Linked DNA regions of Homo sapiens: regions 1, 2 and 3 are each linked to region 4. The links are chromatin loops, found by intact Hi-C in ENCODE. Cell type or tissue: endothelial cell of umbilical vein. All regions are shown on one strand. Region 1 has its middle 4.6 kb from the start of NOS2. Region 2 overlaps LINC01992 (long intergenic non-protein coding RNA 1992). Region 3 overlaps NOS2 (nitric oxide synthase 2). Region 4 holds the start of LOC105371712 (a long non-coding RNA gene).

Evidence for each region. A loop is a pair of places that touch in the nucleus more often than their neighbours do. Peaks named below come from ENCODE experiments on the same cell type or tissue, not always from the same donor. Only the 100,000 strongest peaks of a DNase experiment are listed, where the experiment ranks them.
Region 1: it touches region 4 in a loop (16-fold over the local background); 66 of 110 quality-filtered maps call a loop at or near these places.
Region 2: it touches region 4 in a loop (3-fold over the local background); 2 of 110 quality-filtered maps call a loop at or near these places.
Region 3: it touches region 4 in a loop (20-fold over the local background); 12 of 110 quality-filtered maps call a loop at or near these places.

What each region holds. Positions count from the first base shown.
Region 1 is chr17:27,802,675-27,807,674 of GRCh38, reverse strand. No RefSeq gene overlaps it. Among named protein-coding and RNA genes, the nearest start is that of NOS2, 4.6 kb to the right of the region's middle. RefSeq lists enhancers at 1,342-1,361, 1,278-1,517, 1,548-1,607, 1,931-1,951, 1,143-2,190 and 1 more, cis regulatory regions at 3,649-3,788, 4,447-4,582 and promoters at 1-5,000, 1-5,000. In endothelial cell of umbilical vein, a CTCF peak has its summit at 2,061 (motif pointing left); a DNase peak (open chromatin) is centred at 2,024; H3K4me3 peaks cover 290 bases; H3K27ac peaks cover 295 bases; H3K27me3 peaks cover 274 bases.
Region 2 is chr17:27,984,979-27,989,978 of GRCh38, reverse strand. LINC01992 (long intergenic non-protein coding RNA 1992) reads left to right here. Exons shown (of 5, transcript NR_146896.1): 2 at 1,109-1,214. Among named protein-coding and RNA genes, the nearest start is that of LINC01992, 4.2 kb to the left of the region's middle. RefSeq lists a cis regulatory region at 2,653-3,209. In endothelial cell of umbilical vein, no CTCF peak of the experiment used is centred here; DNase peaks (open chromatin) are centred at 2,918 and 4,408; H3K27ac peaks cover 4,241 bases.
Region 3 is chr17:27,757,683-27,762,682 of GRCh38, reverse strand. NOS2 (nitric oxide synthase 2) reads left to right here. Exons shown (of 27, transcript NM_000625.4): 23 at 1,452-1,539; 24 at 1,939-2,060; 25 at 2,505-2,653; 26 at 3,608-3,802. Among named protein-coding and RNA genes, the nearest start is that of NOS2, 40 kb to the left of the region's middle. In endothelial cell of umbilical vein, a CTCF peak has its summit at 2,447 (motif pointing left); no DNase peak of the experiment used is centred here.
Region 4 is chr17:28,249,914-28,254,913 of GRCh38, reverse strand. LOC105371712 (a long non-coding RNA gene) reads left to right here and starts at 4,089. Exons shown (of 2, transcript XR_934641.2): 1 at 4,089-4,336. RefSeq lists a silencer at 3,490-3,539. In endothelial cell of umbilical vein, a CTCF peak has its summit at 3,095 (motif pointing right); DNase peaks (open chromatin) are centred at 3,123 and 3,553; H3K4me3 peaks cover 364 bases.

The sequences.
Region 1 (5,000 bases), 450 kb after region 4:
CCCTCTCTGTGCCTCCTGTAATGAAAATGGGTGCTAGAGGCTCTTTTCCTTTGGGAAAGGTGAATTACTGGCACAGCCACACGTCTGAGATAGTATTTCAAAAAGTAAGGAGTCACTTTTTATATTATAAAACTAACATATGCACAGATAGCAAATACAGAGAAGGGTAAAGAAAAGATAACTATTGCCCATAATTCTACCACTTTTTAATATTTTAGTATTTTTTTCTCACATTTTTTCTGTCTTTATTTTACATGTTAGGGGTTATCATTTTTCTACTGATATCATGAACATTATTTCTTATCATAAAGACTCTTTTTTTTTTTTTTTAAGAGATCAGAGTCTCACTGTTGCCTAGGCTGGAGAGTGCAATGGTGCAATCATAGCTCACTGCGGTCTCTTAATTCCTCAGCTCAAGTGATCCTCCCACCTCAGTTAGTAGCTAGGTCTACAGGTGCTTGTCACGATGCCCAGCTAAATAAATCCTTTTTTTTGAAACAGGGTCTCACTTTGTTGCCCAGGCTGGGGTGCAATGGTACAATCACAGCTCACTGCAGCATCGACCTCCTGGTCTCAAGCGATCCTCCCACCCCAGCCTCTCGAGTAGCTGGGACTGCAGGTGTTCACCACCACACTTGGCTAATTTTTGTAATTTTTGTATTTTTTGTACAGACAGGGTTTTGCCATGTTGGCAAGGCTGGTCTCAAACTCCTGGGCTCAAGCAATCCTCCCATCTTAGCCTCCCAAAATGCTAGAATTTACAGGCATGAGCTACCACACCTGGCCAAAAAATTCTTAATACACTTTTTTTTTGGCCACGTAATGGTACACTATAAAGCTGGCCTGGTGTGCCTTTCTCTATGCTGATCACTTGGGTTGTTTCTGGCTCTCGTAGAGAGCGATGCTCCAGACATCTCTGTGCACACAGTGGTCAGGCTCTGCAGAAGTTGCCAGTCGTTGCTACATTCTGCCTTTCAGGGGCACTCTGGTGGGGAAGATAACTTTTCCAAGAGCATCAAAGACCAGATATGTATGAGGTGGGGAGACTCAGAAAGCCCAGATACCACAGCTGGAAAGGCCTCAGAGACCCTTAACTGAGGAAAGGGAGGCCCGGAGGGCTTATGTGGCCTAACCAAAGATGCAGCGCTTCTTAGGGAAGGATACAAGAGGGTGGGCTTAGCTGAAGCTCTTGGCATTTAGAACTTCTTGGATCAGCATCCAGCACCCTCAGAGGCTGTACCTGGGGAGGAGGTACCTCTCTTCCTCCATTTGACCCAATTCTAAACCCCCTGTAGCAGTGACGTCTGTCTTCGTCTCATTCCAGTGCACTTTGTGAATTCTAGAGGGCTTTCCCAGAACCAAGGAAGGCTGCTCTGCCCACAGCAGGCCTTGGGAATTTAACCTCCCTGGGAGCAGCCTCAATGAGTGATGCTCTGGAACTGCTGGGTCAGTAGCCCAGCCCCTGGCCCCTTGGATGGGATCATTTGAAGCCCTGTTTTCTGCACCATTTTTCAAGTTCCCTGGTGGGGCTGAGTCTGGTTGCAAATCGTGAAAGCTGCCCTATAGTACTTTTACCAGCTGCCTCCCTTTCTCTGTCTCACTTCCTCATTCCCCTCCTGATGTCCCCTGCACTTCCCAGATACACTACTTGCCCCTGAATCTTGCCCCTTGAACCATCACACCCTGGGACTACCCCAGGTGCCACTCTGTTTGTTGTTTCTCCGCCTAGAAGGACGGGCACCCAGGAAGCAAAACGGGAGGGCAGGGAAGGGAGGGTGTTCTGGGGAGGCTTGACAAGAAACGAGGCTTTTAAAAGAAACAGCAGCAAAGTGCCAGGCCTGCACCAGCCAGCTTGAGTCACACTCCAGGGACTCAGCAAAGCTTGTCCACCTTCCTGGTCCACCCTGGGCCTGTCCATCCTGGAGTGACCACCGGGCGTTTCCAGTAAAAATCCCTTCACTTCACTTCCGTCATCTCCGAGTCAGGCAAGGTGGTGGAAACCGGGGAAGACCTCAGCTTCGGAGCTGCTGGAATTTGTGTGACTCACGCCCTCCAGTGGTCACTTGACAAATGACATAGGGCTCACGGTCTGGGGACTTGAGCTTGTTAGGGCCTCAGAACCGGGAGGGTCCCAGGAATGCCTCTTCTCAATGCCTTCCTTTGACAGCTGAGTGGAGTGAAGGCCCCACAGGACACGTGACTCGCCACGGGACATGCACACACACAAATAGAGAGTAAGAGCCACGCCCCTGTGTTTCCTTCACGTCCCACCTTTATCATTTGTGTCACATCTGCATGCACCTATACTGTTATTTGCTTAAACATTTTACCTTAAACTGGCTCTCTTTAAACCTTAAATATATTTCTAAAATAAAATTTTTATCACTTTCTGTGAGGCGGGGCACACAGTAGGAACTCCGTCTCCTCCTTCCATGGCCTTGCACAGAGCTGGCACCAGACACTGACATGGAGGGGAGAACATTCAACCCCAGGTAATCCTCAGCTCCTACCTTGATCTCAGTTTCCCACTCTCTCATTGTCACCTCTCCTTGCCCCTGGGTGTACTCACCTGTAGCAAAATGGGTAAGCACACAGTGGGCGCACAAGTGGGGTCCAGTCAAGGTCTCAGACCTGGGTCAGTCCTCAGCTTTGCCACTTACAAACTGAGTGACATTGAGCTGGTCGCTCAAACTTTCTGTGTCTCGGTTTCCTTATTGGTGAATTGGGGATAGTATTATAATAGTACCTGCCACACAACGTTGTTGGAGGATTAACTGAGATAATAAATGGAAAGCCCAGGGCCTGGCTGTATTTATGGAGCAAGCACCAGAGCAAGTGCAAGCTGGGACTCCAGGGTTGTAGCCCTGCCACCACCTGACTGTGTGGTCTTGGACAAGTCATTTGGCTTTGCTTAGCCTCAATTTCCCCATCTATAAAATGGGGCTAGTGATCATTCCCACCCCATAGGACTGTTGTGTGGATTAAATGCTTGGTATGTTTAAGTGCCTTGCTCAGTAAACGTTAGCTCTGATCAATTGTTTTTGTAGAAAAGCCTTCAAAGTTGCTAACTTCCGAGGGCTAACTGGATCTGAACCATCTTCACAGCCTGGCATAGAAACAGATCAAATCAATCCAGTGGAAAATCAATTCCAGGATAATGAGCCCAAGACATTCCCGTGCTGATTGCTGTCAGCATGGTGCCTAGGACAGCCTGGGAAGGCAGGGAGGAGGGCATTTCTCCACAGCAGCCTCGGAACCTCTATCGCCACCCTCCGGGGGGCCCACCTGTCCCCCGCCTGCCCTTCAAGGTGCTCTTTGATTTCTCCCCAGCAGAATTCACCTGCTGCATCCATCATCAGAAGAGGCCAGGAATGCGGCCTGCTGGGTGGGCAGGGCCAAGAAGAAGGCAGCCGTGCAGGCCCAGGAAGCCGTAGGAGACTTGCCAACCTCCAGGAGGGGGCCAGCCCTGGACCCTGCAGACAGGCGCTCTGGGGAGGGTACCAGAAGCTCACTGTTTGTCCCGGCTTGAAGGCTGTTTGCTGTGTGACCTTGGTGAGTCTCCTAACCTCTGTGTATCATCACAATCATTATCACTATTTTTACTCTCCTCCTCTTCCTATTTGCCGGTTAAGAGAGGATTGGGATAGTGGTCATGGTTATACAACATTGTGAATATTCTAAAAACCATTGCATTTTACACTTTAAAATAGTTAATTGGTAATTTTATGTTATGTGAAATTTATTCCAATTAAAAATTAAAAATACATACATGAATTTAATGTTACAAAGGGAGAGAGAGGACCGGGAATTTAAAAGCAGGTGTTTGTGGTGGGACGGGGACCTGTCTGAGGAAGGATACTTCAGAAGGCAAGTCCTGGCATCCACTTGCTCTTTGTCAAAAGGGAAATTGTTACTCTCTGACTCCCAGCAAGGATAATAAATTCTTACTTGGCTGACTTTTTGCTCAATGGCTCAAAGCATTTTCTTGTATCTCGTTTATTTACTTTTATTTTTATCACCTTTTGTCACGAGAAAAGTCAGGCCCAGAGAGAAGTGGCTTTTCCAAGATCACATGGTAGGTCAGCAGTGAAGCTGTGCCTCGAACCTGGGACCTTTCAGGCTAAAGGAAACCAGAACATGCCACGCCCAGATATGCCGATATGGCATCCTGATTATCTCCAGCTGAAGGCATTTGAGAAAGAGCAGCTAGAGAGAGGGCTATCTGAACTGCCCTGTCCTGCCTGCAGCAAGCCATAAACATTCCTTGGAGAAAGATGCTTTCCCAGCATCAAGATGAGAAGATAACTTTTATCAGCTCAGAGATGGCACCAGAGCCATCTACAAATACAAACAAACCTTGCTATCCTACTCCTTAGCTCACTTCCACATGTTTACCTTCTCACAGCTTGCCACCCCTGGAAGCCTACAACTGCATTCGTCTTGTCACCTTTCTCTTCTTTCTTTCTTTCTCTCTTTCCTTTCCTTTCTTTTCCTTTCCTTTCCTTTCCTTTCCTTTCCTTTCCTTTCCTTTCCTTTCCTTTCCTTTCCTTTCCTCCTTTCCCTCTTTTTTTTCCTTTTTTTTCTGAGACAGGCTAGGGTGCAGTGGCGCGACCATAGCTCTCTGCAGCCTCTAACTCCCAGACTCAATTGATCCTCCCACCTGATCCTCCTGAGTAGCTAGGACTACAGTAGCTGGGCATGCCACCATACCCAGCTAATTTATTTTCAATTTTTCTGTAGAGATTGGATCTCACTATGTTGCCCAGGCTGGTCTCGAACTCCTGGCCTCAAGCAATCTGCCCACCTCAGCCTCCCAAATTGCTGGGATTCCAGGCATGAACCACCGTGCCCAGCCATCTTGTCACTTTCTAAAATGCATTGCTCTTCATGGCAGATGCTCCATAAGCCAGAGTTCTAAGCCGCAGCATTGAGTTACTTTCACTGAGGCTTCTCCTGCGTGGTGTGCATCACAGACATTAACAAACTTGCTTTTTTTTCTC
Region 2 (5,000 bases), 260 kb after region 4:
GGGCTCCCCTACCCAGAGCATGAAGGTATGGAAAATAAAGTTTCCATTTGAGAACGAGACTCTTTAGATTTTACACAATGGGTGAGAACAGCCACTTACAGTGAAATAAAAATCAGTCTGTGAAGATGTGACTTAAGAGTTTGAGACTCCCTCCCCGCTACCTCCAGTGCCATTCAAGGTGACCAGGGAGACATTCCCAAAAGGAGTGTAATTACAAAGTGGAAACCAAGCAATTTGCTTTCCATTCTTTTGGGAAAGGCAGGGAGAACAGAAGGCAAGTGGTTGGCCTGGTAGGATGGAAAAGGAAACCCAAAGAACTTGGTGATGCCCAAACACTGAAGAGAACACAGGGAGGCTAACCAAATAGAGACCTACCTTTCTGTGGCAATGCTGTGGAAGGATGGTGAGAGGCCCACAAGCCACTTAGACAGGGGACCCTGATTAAGATCAATAAAGCAAGTCATAGACTCTTATTCCAAGCTTCACAAGCAAGACACTTCCATAGGTCCCTGGGATGCCAAGCCTCTGGGTGGGAGATACTCCCTGAGCCATTGTACCCATCAAGTCTGCTCCCTGGCCTTCTGGGATTTATGCTCCAGTTCTTGTGCTCTTGGACACTCTAACTCCTGAGACGTGAACCATCCATATGCCAATAAATCAGGTCTGGGAGCTTCTCAGGCCATGCACAGATTCTGGACTGTGGTGAGTTGATGAAAGGAAATGCCTGTCTGGTGAGCCACCTGGCCTTCCTTAGGAACACCCCTCTGAATCTTTGGGCCCAGAGCATACCTTTTGCACAAGAGAAAGTGTCACTCCCTCCATTCTGGCAGCCAAACAAACACAGATTTTAAACACTTGGCCAAGGTCACTCAAGCAAAACCCTTTTTCCTCTGTTCCCGAAGCCCATACACGTATCTCCTCCCCAACTGTCCTTCCAGAGATTTACCTTCTGTTTCTCCCCCTTTCTCTCCACTCCTTCCTCCCGGGCCCTTCTCTATTGTCCCACAGCCTTGTGGTGGCACTCCAGCAGTTTTCCACAGGGAAATCCTCTTCTGGGCCAAGGCTGCATCGCGGGAGCCTTTGAGCTCTTGCTTCTGTCTCATTACAGGACTCCGACTACTGAAGGCCCAAGACTCTTGGCGGTCTGAATCTGGGGTCCCAGCTGCCTTGCCAGGATGGCAGATATCTCTCCACTAATGCAGGTGTCTTAGAAGGTAGGCCTTGTTGCTTCAGAAAGCAGTGGGTGTTAGAGGCTAAAATGGCAGACTGTCTCTCATGGGCCGTTCAGGTGAGCAGACTGCTCGAGAGAGGCCTTGGGTCAGTGCTCTTGTCTGAGAGGGGCCTTTGGAGACAGTGGCCTGGAGGCCTCTGACCTGGCTTGGGGAGAATGAGGGAACCAAATTCCAAGAGCAAGCTGAACATGCCTCAAGTGATGCTGTGGCTTCAGGTTTTTCCTTCATTATCCCATTTCCTCCTCACAACAACCCCTCTCCTGAGGACCTTATATCTCAGAAGAGGCAGCAAACTTGCCCAAGGCCACCCAGCTAGAAAGTGGCTGAGTAGGGGGCAGAACCCAGGTCTGTCTGATTCTCACGCTGCCCTGGCGTGGAACTCCCTGTGGTGTGGGGGTGTGATGCGTCCTCCTGGGTTGGAAGCACAGGAGCAGCATGGTGCTTCTAGACAGACCGAAGCCTATCAACCACCCTGGTGGACCATCTGTGTTAGGAAGACCAGTCTTAGGCACAAGCCTGGCCCATGGAAGACAAGCCACTTATGCTAGTGTCCTTGTCATTCCACCACAGGCACCAGAAACTACCAACAGAACTGATTATTATTACTGTTATTTTTACAAAGAGGCTGCTATCTTAGACCAGCAAGGAGAATTCGTATCCCCTTCTGCCCAGTGCAAAGTGCTGGGTGACTTGGCTTCTTTTTTTCTTTTTTTTGAGACAGGGTCTTGCTCTGTCACCCAGGCTGGAATGCAGTGGCACAATCACGGCTCACTGCAGCTTCAACCTCTCGAGTTCAAGCAATTCTCCCACCTTAGCCTTCCAGATAGCCGGAACTACAGGCGTGTACACCATGCCCAGCTAATTTTTTATTTTTTGTAGAGACTGGGGTCTCACAATGCTGCCCAGGCTGCTCTTGAACTCCTGAGCTCAAGCAATGCCCCTCGTTTCATCTTCCAAAGTGCTGGGATTACAGGCGTGAGCCATCGTACCTGGCCCTGACTTGGTTTCCAGTTCTTTCTCCAGCCAATGACTTGCCACAGAGCCTCAGTTACTTATTTTGGCCTTGGCGTCTTCGGATTTTCCTAGGTGATCAGCAGAGATGCTTTTAGAGCCACATGGCAAAGTTTTGACAGGTTTTTTTTTTTTCCATGAGACATAGTCTCACTCTGTCACCCACGGTGGAGTGCAGTGGCGTGATCTCTGCTCACTGCAATCTCTGCCTCCCGGGTTCAAGCAATTCTCCTGCCTCAGCCTCCTGAGTAGCTGGGATTACAGGTGTGTGCCACCAAGCCTGGCTAATTTTTATATTTTTAGTAGAGACAAGGTTTCACTCTGTTGGCCAGGCTGGTCTCGAACTCCTGTCCTCAAGTGATCCACCCACCTCAGGCTCCCAAAGTGCTGGGATTATAGGCATGAGTCACCATGCTTGGCCTGGCTTTTTTATTTCTACATTTTCAGAACCCAAACTGGTGCTGCCTGACACATGGTAGGCACGCAGCACAAGTTTGTGGTGTGCATGAATAAATGAACCAGTGACCATTCAGCTATGGAGGAGACTCATAGTACCTGTAGCCCTGACCCTTAGGCATTCCTTTCCTTGGTCTTAAAAGGGTCCCTTACTCTGTACCTGATGTCATCAGCCAGGACAAAGGACGCAACTTTGGCACAGATATCTTCTGCTTAAGGGAAGCCCATTGTGTGAACACTTACAGGAATGTTAAATTATGATGATAGTGGTTCTTTGAAATGCACATCTGTGAGGAAAGATAAGCAAGACCTCACCATAAAGTACTCACAGGCGTGGGCAGGGCCTGGGGAACACTGTTAAGAGTGCAAACAATAAAGAGCTGTCACAAAAGACAGAAAATGGTTTCTTACAGTCATAATTATGCTTAAAAAAAGACAAACTGACATTTTGGTACATTTCCTTCTAGATGTCCTTCTTTGCGTATTTTTTTTTTGTAGAGATCGTAACGCATACATATTTGAATCCTGCTATTTTTATTCCACGTAACATAAACTTTTGCCCACGTTGTTATAAACTCTTTAGCGACATCAGTTTAATTATTGAATAATACTCCATTTATGGATGTACCATAGTTTATGTAACCACTCCCTCATTGCTAAGCATTTAGTTTCCAATTTCTCCCCATTATAATCAAGGTACTCTGCTCAGAAGATCTTTGTGCATTAAACTTTTTCCATTTTTTTAGATTATTTCATAAAGATAGGTGATCAGGAGTCAAATGCTCGGTCTCCGGGAGTGATAGTCTTAAGATTCTTTTCTTAAAAATTTTTTTTAAATAGAAAAATTTTTATTTTTAAGATTCTTGAGAATATATTATTGTTAATTTGAGAAATGTTCTCATTGTTCTTCAGAATCCAGGCTCTGTGTTCAGACAAGTGGTGTGCAAACGCTTGTTCTGGCATTTACAGTATGGACTTGGCCACCTTGGTTGACCTTCCTAAGTCTCAGTTCCTTAGCTATCAATTGAGGATTATGACTGCACCCTCCTCATGGGACTGTTGTGAAGATGAACAAATAAGACAGCAAAGCTCAGTGCTTGGCACAGAGTGTGCTCCCCACATATTAGCTAGTACTAATTTGCTTATCTTTGGTTATCAATGAGGAAGGGCCTTTTCACTTCTGCCTATTGTCTGTTTCTGTGTGTGTATGTGTGTCTAAATTAAGATATATGGTTTTAAGGTGAAAAATGAAATCATAAGGGACTATTTATTAGGTCAATTAGCAGGCATATAGCTCTTTTTCCCCCCTTTTAGAAAGGGTGCTGCCCAGGCTGGCCTTGAATGCCTCAGCTCAAGCGATCAGCCCCCTAAGTAGCTGAGACTACAGGTGCACACCACCGTGTCTGGCAAATATAGCTCTTTCTCAGGGTTCATCTAACCTCAAAGAAGAGCAGATACTAGTGCTGTACAGTTTCTACCCAGCATTTCTCCTTTGGGCTAGTTTTGGAATCTATCATAAGACTTATCTTTCTCTTTTAATGTTTAAGACTAACTACATTCTTAAGTATGATTTTTATTGTGTGAAGAGAACCTGTGGGAATACATTGCCAATTGTGGAACAAATTCAGAGACAGAACTAGATTTGATTTCCAGAAATCTGTAGTACTGCCGACCTCTCTAAGAGCACATTTCTCAGCAAAGCAAGAACTCCCAGGGCAAGAATCCTGTCCGCTGGGGACAGCTTTAGCCCCTTAGGAGCACGGAGCAGTCCAAGCAGCCGCTGCAACTTCCCCTCCCACTGACGGCATCTATAAATCCATTTCCTGTCTTGTAATTATGTCTCATGTGGTAATTAGCCCCTTTATATAAATGAAGCCAAATTTCCTTGTGTAATGGACTGAAGCCCAAGTGTATGCGAGGAGTTGAAATGCCGCTTTGGCAGGAGGGGGGCCTCTGAGATCTCCTTGGGGGCAGGGAGGAGAGCCCTCTGTGTGAGGAGTCTACACTGTGCCAGGCGCTGTGCTGGTACTTTGCATGCACCATTCCATACCCTCCTCACACTGATCCTTCCTTCCGGGCACCTTTGCCTTTGCTTTTATTGTCCAAGGCCAGCTTCTGTGCACTCTTCAGGTAGAAAATCAAAACCATCAGTGGTACTTAGATGAACACGTGACTCTACATGCCAAAGGCTCTGCGGGGTACAAGGAAGGAAGTGCTGTAGGAACCAGCCAAGGACAGCACCCCTGAAGCCTTGTTCCTTCCTGGAATTTCACGTGGCCCACTGACCCTTCACAGCCCTGA
Region 3 (5,000 bases), 490 kb after region 4:
CCAGAGTTGTTAACAGTATTAGGAGGTGTGTGGGAGAGATCTCTAGGAACCAGGCACTAAACCAAGCCTTCTGTATGTATATGATCAGTTACATTGTGGGGTAGGCACTGTGTGCATTTTACAGGTGGCACAGAAAGTCACACTGTTAGTAAGTGGAGAGCTGAGATTCAGACCTGGATAGTCTAACTGCTGAGTCCAAGTCCTCCACCACTCCACTGTCCCACTACTCTTGGGACAATTTAATGAGATCAGATGTGAAGAGCACTCAACCCTTGGTAGGAGGCCAGTGGTTCTTAGTCTTCCCAATCATGCAGCCTGAACGCAGGGGAGATTCTGCATTGATTATTCATTCACTCACTCAGCTATTCAGTGGGTGCCTGGCACTGGGGTGGGTATGGAAATACAACAGAGATCAGCCCTGCCCTCAGGGAGCATCTAGAGGCGGCAGTGGAGAGATAGGCATAGAAATAATTAGATGATTTTCATTGTGCTGAAGCCAAGAAGGAAAGGTCAGGGTCACTGAGGGAAGCAGAGCAGGGGGTGACGCTGCCATAGAGCGGGAGGCCAACATCTCGTCCAGGTGGTCTCGGCTCCACCACTGGCCGCTGCCCCCTGCCCTGCCCTCTGTAACTGAGCATTGCCTGGGTTGGCAAAGCTGGGAGCTGCCCACACTTCCGAGCCCTCTGTCCTCAAGAAGCAAAAACACAGTTTCTAAAACCTTGGCAGAGACTCTATTTGCCCTGCTAGAGAACAGCCACCCAGACCAGGAGAGGAGAGGCAGACGTGTCCTGTGAGATCAAAGTTTAATCCCGAGGAAAACCAGGGGGACCTCTGCAGTTGGTTGGAGGCCTTCCTCAAGTGCTGGGCCATTGTAAAGGGAACACAACCCAGAGAGACCTCCTGGGTTTCTACAAGCCCAGGAGGGCCCACTGAGGAGGAAAGCAAGGTGCCAGAGCAGGCTGAAATGCGCGGAACTCATCCACCACCCAGGGTTGCTACCAGCAAGGGCCACGCTCATGAGCACGCACAGCAGTAGCCACCCTGAGGGGCCACTTCATGCTGCTGTCAGTGGAGCTCAGTGGTGAGCTGGGAGTGTTCCCGGAGAAAGTCTTTGGAAGGAGCACTGGAGTAGGAGTCAGGGAAGCTGAGCTGTCCACCTGATTCCACCACGACCTGAGTGACCTTTTTCAAGTCACTTTTCCTCTCCCCGTCTCAGTTTCTGCTTGGGCAGAAGGAGCAACTTGCAGCCTCTCTAAGTCCCTTTCAACGTTCCTCAGCTCCGCGCTTACAGAGGGTGGATCTCAGAACCAGGAGGACAAACAGCTGCTCATTGAGTCCTGAGAGTGCCTGAGTGGGGGCGTCCAAGGAGGGCCGTGGTGTGGGCGGAGCAGCTGGTACAGTTTGCGCATGGGCAGTGGGGGGACGTTGGTCACTTTGTGGTATCGTTGCAGATGGCCAGGGTCCCCTGCACCACGGCGTCTGCAGCACATGGCTCAACAGCCTGAAGCCCCAAGACCCAGTGCCCTGCTTTGTGCGGAAGTAAGCACCCCTTCCACTCTGTCCCCTGTGGGGCCGCCGACCCCTGGGAGTTCCGGGAGGAAAGGGAGGGATCTGGGGTTTAGGAGACGCTCGGAGCCCCTTGGCCCATAAAGAAGGCACTGGGGTCACACTGGTGTGGCTGCCTGTAGCAGGGACAGCGATGACAGGTGGGTCTCAAGAGTCCAGTGAGCTTGGCCCTTTTACAGAAGGACCTGGGGGAGGTGCTGGTGCCTGGACAGAAGTGAAGCAGCCTGCAGGACGTGGGAAATCAAATAGGAGCTTCTTGTCCTCTCCACCCCCTCACGACCGCCTCCCACAGGCCCAGCTCCCCAGCCATCCTGTGTGTGCGTGGGCCTGGGGTGTCTGAGGACTGGCCCCCTCTTCTCCTGTCCTCTTCAGTGCCAGCGGCTTCCACCTCCCCGAGGATCCCTCCCATCCTTGCATCCTCATCGGGCCTGGCACAGGCATCGCGCCCTTCCGCAGTTTCTGGCAGCAACGGCTCCATGACTCCCAGCACAAGGGTAAGGCTGGAGGCTTCCCAGGTGGGAGGGGCACCAGGGGGCCAGCGCCTGCCTAGGAGCAGAACTGCAGCCCCACAAACGGTTCCTGACCTCTCTCGAGGGAAGGCCTCCCAAGTTTGCTTCCCTGTGCGGGCCTCTGCGGGTTAGAATGGCTGCCTTTCCGTCTCCCGCATAGTAGCCAGGGCTCCCTCTCCTGGGAGTGGAGGTAACAGGAAAGTCCCTGCTTTTGATCTCCGATTGGCTGAGGGAATTCTGCATCCGCACTTTCAGTTCTGTGACTATGGATGAGTGATCTGAATGCGCTGGGCCTCAGTTTCCTCATCTGTAAAGTGGGGATAATGCTATTAAATAGCTAGTGGGAGTGAAGTGAGAATTCCAGTTGGGCTTGGAGCCCTGGCGCCCTCTGGTGGCCAACATGGTAACAACAGCCCGGGACTCCTGCAGGAGTGCGGGGAGGCCGCATGACCTTGGTGTTTGGGTGCCGCCGCCCAGATGAGGACCACATCTACCAGGAGGAGATGCTGGAGATGGCCCAGAAGGGGGTGCTGCATGCGGTGCACACAGCCTATTCCCGCCTGCCTGGCAAGCCCAAGGTAAATGCAGCCTCAAAGCAGGTGAAGCATTACACACACAAGCTCCACTGTGAGCCCTGGGTCCCCACAGGCCCCTCGCCTCCCCGAGCCTTCACCTCCTGAGCTCGAAAATGCTGGTAATTCACAACCATCAGAGTGATGCTGTGAAGAGCATTACACCCTCTCATACAGCAGAAGCGACAGACCTGGAGAGGTTCAGGACTAACCTAGGTCACACGCGGGTTAACCCCAGAGCCCAGCCTGCTGAAGGTCCCCAGCAGGCCCCCTGGGACACGCGACTGCCCGGGGAGAGGTGGTCCAGGCTGGCTACGCTCAAGCCTTGCAAGGCTGGAGGGCGGCCGATGCTTCCACCACGGCCATCAGAGGGGCTCTTCTGTCCCCAGGGCCGCGTTACCCCCTGAGCCTGGGGTGTCAGAATAGACTCTCGGCCTTCACACATTTGTCCCATCAGGGCACCTCTTGGGCCCAGTGCTCTGTGCCCAGTGCTGGGGCCACTGGGCATCCTGTGTGGAGCAGGAGCAGAGAGTCCCTGACTGACTCCTGGACCTTGTATCTGGGGAGCCCGGGATCCATACCCTGCAGAGACCTAATGGGTAGACTGCATTGAGAGGCTCCCTTTTCTGGGGTGTAGGCAGAGCCCTGGGCAGGGGGACTGCCTTCATTGATGCCTTTTTGAAGCATGGCAAATTCAGAGACAGTCTGGGATCCCCACTGGATGGTCAGCCCCTCGAGGGCAGGACTGTGTCCAGCATTTATCTCTCTAATCCCAGCCGAGCCCCAGGGGCATCCATGCACCTCATCCTGAGCCTGGCCCCTTGCAAGGTCCTGGCTGGAAGGGGACTCACTCCTCACCCCTTAGTGCCCCTCTCCCCGCCTCCTTGAGGCCAGCAGGCCTGCCTGCAAGCCTTGTCCTGAGCAGCTGAGGACTGAACCCACTGTTTCCTCTGGTTTCAGGTCTATGTTCAGGACATCCTGCGGCAGCAGCTGGCCAGCGAGGTGCTCCGTGTGCTCCACAAGGAGCCAGGCCACCTCTATGTTTGCGGGGATGTGCGCATGGCCCGGGACGTGGCCCACACCCTGAAGCAGCTGGTGGCTGCCAAGCTGAAATTGAATGAGGAGCAGGTCGAGGACTATTTCTTTCAGCTCAAGGTATAGTAGTGGGTGTGTGGGCTGAAGGTGCCGGCCAAGGGCACAGGCCGTTGGAGCCAGGACCAGGGGTGGCAGGTAGACCCAGGGGAATCAGGCCCAGAAAGGTTCTGGACCCCAAGAGAATCTTAGCAGTGGCTGAGATCTGAGCTGGGTGGGCTGTCAGATGGCCTTACTGCACATCCTGGACCAGTTGGCAGCTTTGAGAAGTCGGGTGAATGTGTTCCATTTTTCCATCTGTAGAATGGGGGCAGGAGAGTCTCCCTGGCCTCTCCCCAAACCCCCCTTTCAGAAAGTATCTGTGTGGCCAAAGCAAGGCTGTGAACACAGGGGAGAGCAAGGCTGCCCCCCGTCAGCCTCGTGTGAACCTCACACTTCTTATTTACACCCAGGCTGGTGTCTGCTCACCCTCATCCCCCCAGCAGGAAGGGCTTGCATTTTATTGATGAAGATAATAGTGATATTTATCAAGGGCTTACACTGGGCATACTGCTTGCCAAGGATTCTCATGTGACATTTCATTCAGTCCTGCCGAGGACTTTATGAGGGAGGCACCCCCTTTTACAGAGGGAAGGGGGCCTACGGGGACCACAGCAGTAAATGTGAGAGCCTAGAGTTCAGTCTGCCTCTCTCTGGTTCCAAAGCCTGTGATTGTCACTTCCATACTCTCCCTAAGACACATTCATACGTTCAACTGAACATTTATTGAGCACCTACTATGTGCTAGGGATAGAGCAGTAAATGAATCAGGCAAAAATTCTTTACATTCTACTGGGGCTGACAAACCCAGACAAGAAAGAGGTGTAGTGCTTCAGAGAAAAACAGCAGGAAACAGCCCAGGGAACGCTGGGGAGTGTAATTTTAAATAGGGTGGCCAGGGAAGGCAGAGCTGGAAGGTGGCATCTGAGAATAAACCTGAGATGGTGAGGAGGAGCCCTGTGGATACTGAAGGAAACACTCTGGGCTGTTCTGGAGGGGCAGCAGGTACAAAGGCCCCGGGGGTGGGAGTTAAGCTGGCGTGTTTGAAGAACAGTGAGGAGATAACAGGCATTTCCCCAAATGTGTTCAGTGGGTCGGTAGACAGTTGGCATCAAAAAGATTCCAAGGTCGAATAGCCTGGGACATGCTTAGTTAAGGCAAGGCAAACACGTTGCTTTACTACAAGACTTCTGGGAGCCTTCAGTATGCTGCTGTTCATCAG
Region 4 (5,000 bases):
CTCTTGTAGGGGCGGGGGGATGTTCAGCACTGGGCTGTGACTAATGGGAATAAGGAATAGCCTGTTTACTGGTATTTAGGGTACACTGGTCCCTAGATATCTCCTCCCACCCTGTACTATGGAATTTTTTCATGGTAATCTCATTTCTTTTTCTAGAGATTATTGGCTCCATAGAAATGCAGTCTTGGTCTCACTTGGCTACTGAGCCATCCCATAAACTTCAGTGACATTGACATTGAGTTTCTCACACCCCCACCAAAAGCAGGGTTTTCTTGTTTGTTTGTTTTTGTTGTTGTTTTGAGACAGAGTCTTGCTCTGTCACCCAGGCTGGAAGTGCAGTGGCGCAATCCTGGTTCACTGCAGCCTCAATTTCCCAGTCTCAAGCAATCCTCCTACCTCAGCCTCCCCAGTACCTGGGACTACAGGCATGTGCCACCCACACATAGCTTTTTTTTTTGAGATGGAGTTTTGCTCTTGTTGCCCAAGCTGGAGTGCAATGGCACGATCTTGGCTCACCGCAACCTCTGCCTCCCGAGTTCAAGAGATTTTCCTGCCTCAGCCTCCCGAGTAGCTGGGATTAGAGGCATGCACCACCACGCCCATCTAATTTTGTATTTTTAATAAAGACTGGGTTTCTCCATGTTGGTCAGGCTGGTCTCGAACTCCTGACCTCAGGTGATCTGCCCACCTCGGCCTCCCAAAGTGCTGGGATTATAGGCGTGAGCCACCATGCCCGGCCACACCTAGCTTTTAAAAAATTTTTTGTAGAGACAAGGTCTCTCTATGTTGCTTAGGCTAGTTTCAAACTCCTGGGTTCTAGTAATCCTCCTACCTCAGCCTCCCAAAGTGCTGGCATTACAGGCATGAGCCACCATGCCTGGCCAGGAGCGGGTTTTAATAAGGAGAAGAGGCCAGAAGATGAGACACTTTCAGAAGTGGAGATGGGAGAAAGCGTTTCTTTCATGAATGGAGGGGCTCACGCCTGTTAATCATCTAGCATGTGCCAGGAGCTGTCCAAAGGCTGAGCTACATAATCCAAATCCATCTTCACAACAGTCCTAACCAGCTCCATTTCACAGATGAGGATGTGGAGGCTCAGGGGAGATGATGTCCCTTAATCAAGGTCACACAGCCAGGAGGTAGTGAATTTAGGATTCCTACCCAGAAGCCCTTGCTCTTCCTAGTGTGCCCCTTCTGGGGTTGGGGTGGGCACGAAGAATCGGCGCACATTTCACAACCTTGCCCCAGAAAGGTGGCAATATTGAACGGGTAGAGGCGACCTGACAGGCCACACAGCTGAGGCTCTGTGGCCTGAGGCAGCCAAGGCCTAAGTTCATCATCCAAGCAGTCAAGACCCACCACCCTCCAGAAGGCTTAGCAGGTCATGCCTCAGGGGCTCCAAAATGGCCAGGCAGGCTGAGAAAATCTCCAAGCTGTGCAGTGGGGCCTGCAATCCTGAAACCAGAAACCATAACCCCACCCCTTCCCCATGGCAGCAGGCCTAGGGAAGGGGAATAAGGGGTGCTGGGACCCCACAGCAGCCCTGTAAGGAAAGGAGGCACCTTGGATCTAGCCAGATGGGGAGGGGCATCTGGTCTCAGCATAACTCCCTGACAGTAGCCCCTGGGAAAAGCACAGCCCCCTCTCAACCCCAGAGCCAGTTTCTCCTTGGATCTGTATACTTGGAGCAAAACATTACCCTATTCCCCAGGCCTCCCTGCCTCTGCCACCCACACCTCTGGGCCCCTGGCAGGGACTGTGCCCTGGTCAGAACAGCTGGTAGCCCATGTGCTTCCACCCCCACCTTCTCTCTGTTCCGGACTTTCAGGTCATGACACAGGGGGAGGAAAAGAAGGCTGCGCTGGAAGTGGAACTTTAGCGGGAAAGGGGGCATGGATCCTTAGGAATATAAAGGGACTCAGGTCCTGGCCAGAGACGCTTTGCTGTGCTCCTCTGCACCTGCCCAGCACCATGGTAATGTTTGGGCCCCCTATCAGCTGTATTCTCTAGGAGCCTGGGGATGGGGGCTGACACCAAGGGCCCTCCTCAGGCTCACTAAGGGCATGAAGGGGTTAGGCCAGGGCAGCCTCGTCTGCCATTCTGATGGTCAGGACAGCTACTAAGGCTTCTTATCCCTGCTTGGGATGGTGGGGATGAGTGGAGTTCCCGGTTAAAAGAGGGTTGAGGGGCTTAGGAGCTCTGGGGGTGTGCATCATGTTTATGGGCATCGTAGTCTGTGAATCATGGTGTGTTGCAGGCACAAAATTCTCTGTGCATTGGGTGTGTGAATCATCAGGCTGGCGTTCCTGTGTGTAACTGTTAGTCATTCATTTAATATGTATTATTGAGTATCTGCTAAGTGCCAGGCACTGTTCTAGGTGCTTGTGATCCATCAATAGACAAAATAAGCAAAGAGCCCAGCTGCAATTAATGACGCCTACACTGAGGGAGGAGATGCCGCTGGGAAGGGATCGGACATAAATATAATAAATATAGAATATATAAGTTAGAAAGTGCAGGCCAGGTGTGGCAGCTCATACCTGTAATCCCAGCACTTTGGGAGGCAAGGCAGGAAGATCGCTTGAGGCCAGGAGTTTGAGACCAGCCTGGGCCACCTAGCAAGACTCCATTTCTACAAAAAATTAAAATTTAGCTGGGCATGGTTGTGTGCACCTGTAGACCTAGCTACTTGGGAGGCTGAAGCAAGAGGATGGCCTGAGCCCAGGAGTTTGAGGCTGCCGTGAGCCATGATCCCTACACTATACTGCAGCCTGGGCAACAAAGCAAGACCTTGTCTAAAAAAAAAAAAAAAGAAGAAGAAGAAAAAAGAAAGTGCAAAAATAGAGCAAGAAAAAGCAAGATGAAGGGTTGAGTTGCAATTTTTTTAAATTTATTTTTTAAATTGTTGAGACAGGGCTCTCTGTCTTTTGCCCACACTGGTCTCGAACTCATGGGCTCAAGTGATCCGCCCGCCTTGGCCTCCCAAAGTGCTGGGATTACAGGCGTCATCTACCGCACGCTGCCGGGTTGCAATTTTAAACAGGGGTGTCAGGATAAGACCCATTTAAAAGGTGGATTTTGAGCTAATGCCTCCAGGGGGCGACAGAGCCGGCCATGAGGATGTCTGGAGGAAGAGTCTTCTGGGCTGAGGACAACCTGACTGACACTTTGAGGGAAGGGCAGGGAGAAAGGAGGGCGATAAGGAATTTGCGGGAGAGAGGTCGGTGAGATTAGGGAGCTGACCAATGGTTTTATGCCGTCCTCGTGCGTACACCTTAGAGGTGTCTCCCCGTTCATTTTTACCTCGATGCTTTCTGCGTGCATCACCGGGCATGTCCAGGTGTGCACCATTCCCCTGGGCACCAGGATGTCCCTTAGGGCGTCCGTGCACTGGTGTGTGTCCCAGAAATAGCCACGTCCCTCGGCTGAGCGCCCCTGCACGCCAGGCTGCCCACGGCGCGGAACACCCGCAAGCTACCGTCAGGGATCGCGCCGACCCCAGCCGTGGGGTCACGTGACCGCCCGCGGCTCTGTCCGCCCTGCCCCCTCCAGACGCGGGCTCTGCGCTGCTCATGCGCTCTGGTCGTGGCCGGCCTCGTGTGGGTGCTGCTGCCGCCGGAGGGCGCCCTGGGCGAGGGGCTGCAGGTGCCGCAGCAGTCCAGGGCCGCCAGCTGGCTGAATTTAGGCTCGATCAAGAAGTACGTGGGGGCCGGGCGCGGTGGCTCACGCCTGTAATCCCAGCACTTTAGGAGGCCGAGGCGGGTGGATCATGAGGTCAGGAGATCGAGACCATCCTGGCTAACAAGGTGAAACCCTGTCTCTACTAAAAATACAAAAAATTAGCCGGGCGCGGTGGCGGGCGCCTGTAGTCCCAGCTACTCGGGAGGCTGAGGCAGGAGAATGGCGTGAACCCGGGAAGCGGAGCTTGCAGTGAGCCGAGATTGCGCCACTGCAGTCCGCAGTCCGGCCTGGGCGACAGAGCGAGACTCCGTCTCAAAAAAAAAAAAAAAAAAGAAGTACGTGGGGAGGCTCTTCAACAGCAGGTGATCCGGCGGAGGGCGCGAGGTTGGGAGGGAGGACGACGGAGGGTGCGGGGGGACACGGACGCCGCCGGGCACCCCCACGCGCATCGCGGCCCAAGCTGGGCTCTGGGAGCAGCCTCATGACCGCTGCAAAGACGTGTTCTCAGCACAAAGAAATCTAAAAACCACAAGAAAATTGCAAACGCCACGAACACCTCCCCACCGAAAGCCACGAAACCCCCTCCATGGACCACCACGAAACCCCAGTGGCTGAACACCTCGGAACCCCGACCACCAACCTCCTGGGGCCCCAGGTAGGACAGCCTGTACGGTCGGCACCGAACTAAGGGCCTCGGGACTGGGGGCAGCTTGGGTGGGAGCGAGAGGAAGCCCTCGGGGGTGGGCGTGCGGGGAGATACTGGCGCCCTGGGGCTTCCTTCTCCAGGCTGGGGCTTGGCCTCCAGACGCCTGGCCCTCCACCAACCCTTTTATATTGAGAGGGGCCTCAACCCTTCCTCATCCCCCTCAGCGAAAACAACAAAGACAAATCTCTGTTGATTCAGTGACTTCTGTGGGCCGGGGAGGGACCAGTCCTTCGATGGGGAGGGGGAACCCTGGAGTTCCTGCTGTGGGAGAAAAAACCTCAGCTGCTGGGTGGAAGGGTCCTCCCCTCACTCCCCCAGCAACCTTCCCCCACCTCACCCCACACACCACCACTAGCGTAGGGGAGACTCCAACGCAGAGGGAGGGCAGAGGTGAGAGAAGTGGGAACCTCAAAGGAGAGCTTCAGCTAGACACACCCCCAGTCCCACCTCACCCAAGTTTCTACCAAACAGCCCAGCTTGGGCTGTCAGAGTTGGCACAGCAACAAAAAGAGGTGCCTTTGCCCCTTACCGTGCAGAGTATAGGGGGCCGCCTTTGCCTCCTGAACTTCTAAGCTCTTCTAGGGTGAGCAGAGCGGGGGAAGGGGTGGACCTG